Regions from separate parts of the Homo sapiens genome. Here region 1 is linked to region 2. The links are chromatin contacts, found by Hi-C or POLR2A ChIA-PET in ENCODE. All regions are on one chromosome and are shown on one strand. Each heading gives the region's core, a stretch centred on a gene start or an enhancer-like site at or near the end of the contact. The rest is flanking DNA. Distances are from core to core; before and after follow the strand shown. Region 1 overlaps PPP1R14C (protein phosphatase 1 regulatory inhibitor subunit 14C). Region 2 has its middle 49 kb from the start of IYD.

The links. A loop is a pair of places that touch in the nucleus more often than their neighbours do. ChIA-PET counts read pairs that join two places held with the same protein, here RNA polymerase II (POLR2A). Pooled maps may share reads with other maps.
Region 1: a loop to region 2 is called in a map of gastrocnemius medialis, with 4 times the contacts of the local background. The contact joins two enhancer-like sites. A Hi-C loop is called at or near these places in 10 of 168 maps with a recorded cell type or tissue (CD8-positive, alpha-beta T cell, K562, MCF 10A and 4 more) and 5 of 50 pooled maps. POLR2A ChIA-PET finds 5 or more read pairs at or near these places in 1 of 52 experiments (MCF 10A).

The regions. Positions count from the first base shown.
Region 1 is chr6:150,249,415-150,252,430 of GRCh38, reverse strand. It overlaps PPP1R14C (protein phosphatase 1 regulatory inhibitor subunit 14C), which reads right to left. Exons shown (of 4, transcript NM_030949.3): 4 at 2,039-3,016. Among named protein-coding and RNA genes, the nearest start is that of PPP1R14C, 110 kb to the right of the region's middle. Within about 2 kb of position 1,415, at least 5 of the 41 ENCODE cell types and tissues checked have a DNase peak (open chromatin) inside an H3K27ac peak, as active enhancers do; they include gastrocnemius medialis and psoas muscle, where a contact is called at or near this core.
Region 2 is chr6:150,319,063-150,321,883 of GRCh38, reverse strand. No RefSeq gene overlaps it. Among named protein-coding and RNA genes, the nearest start is that of IYD, 49 kb to the left of the region's middle. Within about 2 kb of position 1,368, at least 5 of the 41 ENCODE cell types and tissues checked have a DNase peak (open chromatin) inside an H3K27ac peak, as active enhancers do; they include gastrocnemius medialis and psoas muscle, where a contact is called at or near this core.

The DNA.
Region 1 (3,016 bases), core at 166-2,665, 70 kb after region 2:
CTTGCTCAGCTGCTAAGCCCAAGTCCAGGAGCTTTATGTTATGGGGAAAAGGCAAGAGGACTCTGGATAAGGAGGGCCAGCATCACAGGGCCTGGCTGCACTGCAGATGGGGAGCAGGGAGTCCCTCAGTTCCCAGGAGTGAGGAAGAGCCCCACAGGTGGCTGGGATCTCCTCCATCCACAAGGCCTCCTCCCCTACCCTGCCAGCTCAGGGACCTGGCTCACTTTAAATGTGGCTTCTGGGGTTCACTCTTGTGAGTGGGACTAAGAGTAATTCCCTAAGAGTGGCAAGAAAGTCTAATGGTTATGGGACTTTGGAGCCAAATAGGTTTGGGTTTGAATCTCAGTGTTGTAGCTGTGTGGACTTAGGTAAGCTGCTAAGCCTGAGTTTATTTTCTTATCTGTAAAATGAGAATGCCACCTGCCTCATAAGGTTAAGGTCAGGATTAAATGAGATAAAGCATGCACTTAGCACAGTGCTTTTATTATGATCGTTATAAATGGAAGCCACTCCATGAAGTTTACATTGAGATTTCCCAATGTTCAAGTGAGCGCGGCACTAGAAGTTGGATAATTTGGAGCCATTGCCCTAGTGAGAAGACTCTGTATGAGAAATAGTGAGTGTGCTAATACCACAGCTGCCACCTGCTGTAATAGCATAAACATGGAGAGCTGAGGTCAGGCTAATGCATCTGGCCATCCAATGGCACAAGAGTGACCCAATGGCCCAGCGATGCGCAAGCTGGAGAGCTTGAAAACAAACACCCCAGCTCTTGTCCTGGAGACGCTGATTTAACTGGTCAGAATTGACTGAGGCCTAGGCTTCCATTGTTTTTAAAGCTTCCCAGTGATTCAAATGTACACTCAGATCTAAGAACCACAACTCTAGCTGGGAAGAAAACAGTGGAGTTTTCTTGAATCTTTTGTCATTTTCATTCAACTGGCAAACACACAATCTCTTTGATGGGCCAAGCCTAGGACCAGATGCTTGGTGAAGTCCAGATTCCCAGCCTCGAGGATCCCAGATTCTAACAGAAGACACCAACAAATGGATAGGCAATAATGATACTGTGGATGCGTCTATGACAGAGTATAGGCTGGAGCTGAGGGGGAACACACCTAGGAGGGGGTCTAACCCAGCTCTCTGGATACAGCCTGTTGGCAGAGGGGGCGTTCTGGGCCAAGGCAACAGATTTTACAAAGCACCAGAGAAGAAAATACATAGAACACGCCAGAAACTCCAAGGAATTTGGCAGAACTGGGCATGAGCACAAGGCCAAAAGATGAGGTGGGAGAGGCAGAGACAACATTTCTCATAAGGCATGCAGAGGGTTCGGGTTTCAAGCAGGGGGTGGAGTCGTCAGACTATTCTAGCAACTGGGTGGAGGATGGATCAGAGGGAGACAAGCCTGGACATGGAGAATCTGTTCCCAAGGTGGTGGCAGCAATCCAGGAAAGTTGGACATGGGATAGGTTTGAGAAGTATTCACAGAGGACAAGCTGGGTGACTGGGAGCATACTGGGGAGTCAAGGAAGAGGCCCAAACTTCTTGCTGAAGCACTCACGGGGATCAGGGCAGGAGGGAAGGTGGGGAGGAAGTGTGTGGTGGGAGCAGAGGCCTTTGGAGGAAAAGTCAATTCTTACTTCATCTGAGACCATCACATGGGCTGGTCAATTAAGCCTAACAGAAATCCTGCCCATTCTGTATTTTTCCGACTTCCATGGTGCAAGGCATTCTAACAAGTGGAATAGTTTACTAATTTGAAATGTTTTTGAGGGTTCTTGTAAGATGGCAAAGAGGAGTTTTAATTAAATGAAAGGAGCATGGCCTAGGACAGTGCCAGGCTGAGCACACAGAGCTCGTCTTCTTTCTCAGCCCAAGAATGTGGCCCAGCTCCTTTGCTTTCACCACCTGATCTGAAGATGCCTGAGGAGAGGGCCAGGATTACATGCCTAGAAATCCTTGAAAATGAAATGAAACGAGGTGAGGTGCTTGGTCCTCACCTCTGCAGAGAAACTGACACAGCAAAACCATCATGTTAACGTGTTGTGCAAGCCACACATGTCAACAGGCTTGTAAGCAGCTCCATTTATTTGAGTAAATATCTTGTAAATAAATCATTGGTAAACAATACAAAATTAAATACATTTTCAAAAGCTTGCCAGTATACGCAAAATTCACAAACATAGTTTTTTTAAAAAATAAAATATGTTCAGAGCACCCTTGATATAAAATGCCTGACCCCCATCCTTGGACAAGGCCACCTGAAGACATCTTATGGTAGGTGGGTTTCTGTGGGAGTCAGCGGGGGCCTCCTGGAGGGAAGGGTTTCTACTCTCACCTATTACCCATCCCACATTCCATCTGAATTTTGATCCTTCTCCAAAGAGCTGGTAACTGAGAGGGCTAGAGCACGCCACCAGGCCTAGCTCCAAGCACGGGGATCAGGGTGCACAATTAGGGCCAGGAGCACCCAGAGTCCTCAACACAAGCCATTGAGAGAAGCCAGAAATGCAATCTCCACACTTCCAAACCAGCAACTCAGCTCCTAGAGCAACTGTCTTGAGAGAATGTGAGGCTTTCTCACCTTGACACTTAACACTCGGTTTACTCCCACTGGTCTGATACTACCCAGGCACAGAAGCTACCAGAACCTATTTCTAAGGAAGAAGACACTCGATCTGCTAACTTTCTTTTGATCTGCTTTCCTGGAGAGAGAATAAACACAGTACTCGGTGGAAAGCAGACAATTCACTGCTACACAGTGCTTCCTTTTTCCAATGCAAAATACCACTGAGATAGTGTGGATATTTCTCTAGAAATCAAGTTAGTTCTTCAAATTAAGGGTTCATACAACTTTAAAAGACTACAAAATGAGACAATAAGCACATGACCTGGCAAAGCATCCCAACCAATGAAATAATAGAAATTCCATAAATTAAGCCCTTGACCAACTTAACATTTCTGTGGTGTAGTGCATTAAAATAACGGATACACTGAATTCTTTCACTTTGGT
Region 2 (2,821 bases), core at 119-2,618:
GATGGCCAGGTGGCATGAAATCTTCAGCGTCCTTGCTTAACCAAGGGGCATTCTGAAGCCATGCATTCAGGACAAATCTTAAACATGGTCAGTCATGAAGTCCCCCTGCATGGGAGGGGCTGAGAAAGCTGAGGCAAATATAGGCAGCACAAGCTATTGGGTGAGCATACACTTTTATCATCAGGGCAACATTGTATTATTTGGGACATGTAGTATATAGAGAGAGATGGGTTTGAATCCTTCTTAAGGATACAAAACAGAACACAGAAAAAGAAAGACAACTATCTTAACATTTACCCAAAAAGTGATTTTTCTTTTGGCAACTCCCTGTGAGCCATAATGATTTCAAGATAAAAAGTTCAAAATTAAAAAAAAAAAAAACATTCTGTCTCAGTATGGAGAATGGATGGGAGGGCTTTTGCAACAGTCGAGGCAAGAAATGGCTTGTAACAGAAGTTTTACAGTGGGAGATGGATTTAAAATGCATTTCAACAATAGAACAGGACCTCCTGACAGATTAGATGTTGATGAGGAGGGGGAGGAGGAGGAATCAAGGCTAACTCAGAAGGTGATAGTTTATCAATGGTGGTGATATATCTTTTTTTTCCCTGAAAAAAAAATCCTTGGGAAAAAAGTTCCAATTGGCTGTCACTTCAAAATAACAAACCTGAATAAATATCTTGGAAAAAATGTATCATTAGTAACACTTGAAACCAAAAAAAAAAAAAAGAAAAGAAAAGAAAAAGTAGTTTCAGTCCAGGAATTGAACTGAAGTTAGAAAAATCTGCGTTCTTTTTGTTTTTTGTTTTTGTTTTTTAGCATCAAAATGTGAGATGAGAAGATCTGGGTTCTAATCAAGGTTTTACTACAAATCGTGTGACCCCTTTAGACTCACTTAATTCCCATAGCGCCTCAGTTTCCTCATCTGCAAAAAATGAACTAAATTGAAGAGCTCTGAAATTTTGTAAAACATGTGCTGTTAATTCTGAAGTTGGTTGGCTCCTTTTTACATCCTTACTGACTTTAGTCACGGTAAGTAGCACAATGGCTTGCATTTTCTCCAGATACTAATTCTCAGAACATAAGTTGTTTTTAATTTTGTATCTATGCCATCTTTGCACTCCAGGAAGAGCCCCCCCGTGTGGTTCCCAGTCCTAGAAAATCAGCACCTTTGCAAGGTATCCCAACGAGTGCACGGGCAGTGATAAAATACACCGCGGCTCCAGAGTGCATTTTATCTTGCGTAGGCCTTCCAAGCTCCACATGCTCCGTGCCAGGATTAGCTGAGAGGACACGGGGAAGCCACTGCTGACCAGGCTGAAACTATATCTGGGCTTGGGCTCAGTTGAAGGATACAGTGAGTTCCTTTTAGTGTGTGGCCTGGCCCACTGCCTGGACACACAGCTACATTCAGCCTCGTCTGCTGCTGTAACTAAACCATGTACCTCACTTCCTCAACTATAGGCAGGGTCATTTAGATTGAAGGCTGTATTTTGAGTCTGATTTGATTGACACACTAAATTTATTAAACAGTAGATTTTGTCTATCCATGTCACTATCTCTTATGAAGTGCAAGGAAGGCTCTGTTTTAAGAAGGCATGGCCTCCAGAAAGACACTAGCAAGGACCTCACATGCATAGAAAGGTCTTGAAGAAATCGAAACTCCATCCAAGTTCAAAATAGGCCCACCCCTTCTCCCCCTTTACTCAACAGACATTTGGTGATGTCCTTGCTGGACCTACTGTGTGACGAGCATGTGCCAGGTGGACAGGGAGCAGTGGCCACTTGCAGGGGTCTTGCTAATGCCACTTGTCCTAGAGAGAGACACCCAGAAACTCAGTCCTGGGAACCCTTTCCTCAATGAGCACAGCAAATCACTTTTCAGGTCATATGGAATCAGCTTTTGCAGGCGGTGGTCTCTGGATGACAATAACAGTCAAAGCACAACCAATCTGTCGAAGAGATGTTGCTCTTGCTTCTAGTGAGTAGTGTGAAAGGAAAATAAATCTCAGGACCCCAAAATCACTAAGCCCAAGGGAAAAGTCAAGCTGGAAACTGCATCAGGCAAACCTCCCTCCCATTTTATTCCTAAATAAGATAGCTACAAAGATTTTTTTTTTAAAGCTACCTACATCCCTCACCACTTGCCCACCAGGAAATTCCTTATGGGCCCCAAGATCTTTATCCTAAAACAATTCTGTTGAATTTCACCCTAACAATGTAAATTGATAGATTATCTTCACAGGTGCGGGACAAAGGACAGAACTCAAAGCCCTCCCTCTGCTCACCTGAGACAAATGCATATCTGATTGCTTTCTCTGATGCAAGCATACAGATTCAAGGAACTAGATGAAGGCATAAGTGACTTTTCCTCTAACCCCCTCTCACCTGTAAACTGTGTATTTGGTGAAAAGATGATCAAGGACTCAAAAGAATGCAATCATTTGTCTCTTATCTACCCATACCTTTAAAAAATGCCTTCCTCTTTCCCCAATGTCCACCCTTTCCCCTTTAAATATTGAAGCCTTCAGAATCATCTTTGAAGAAGGCACAGACCTGCCTCCCGGGCGCATGCTCTTAACCTTGGCAAGGTAGACTTTCTAAATTGATTGAGACCTGTCTCAGATACCTTTTGGTTCGTAGTAGAAAATCAGAATATTTGAAAAGAACTAGACCTGAATTTTTATAGTCCAAACAGTCCTACAGAAAAGTTCCTACTCATTTGCCTCCAGTGTTTTGTTTGTTTGTTTGTTTGTTTGTTTGTTTGTTTGCGATGGAGTCTCACTCTGTTGCCCAGTCTGGAGTGCAATGGCACGATCTC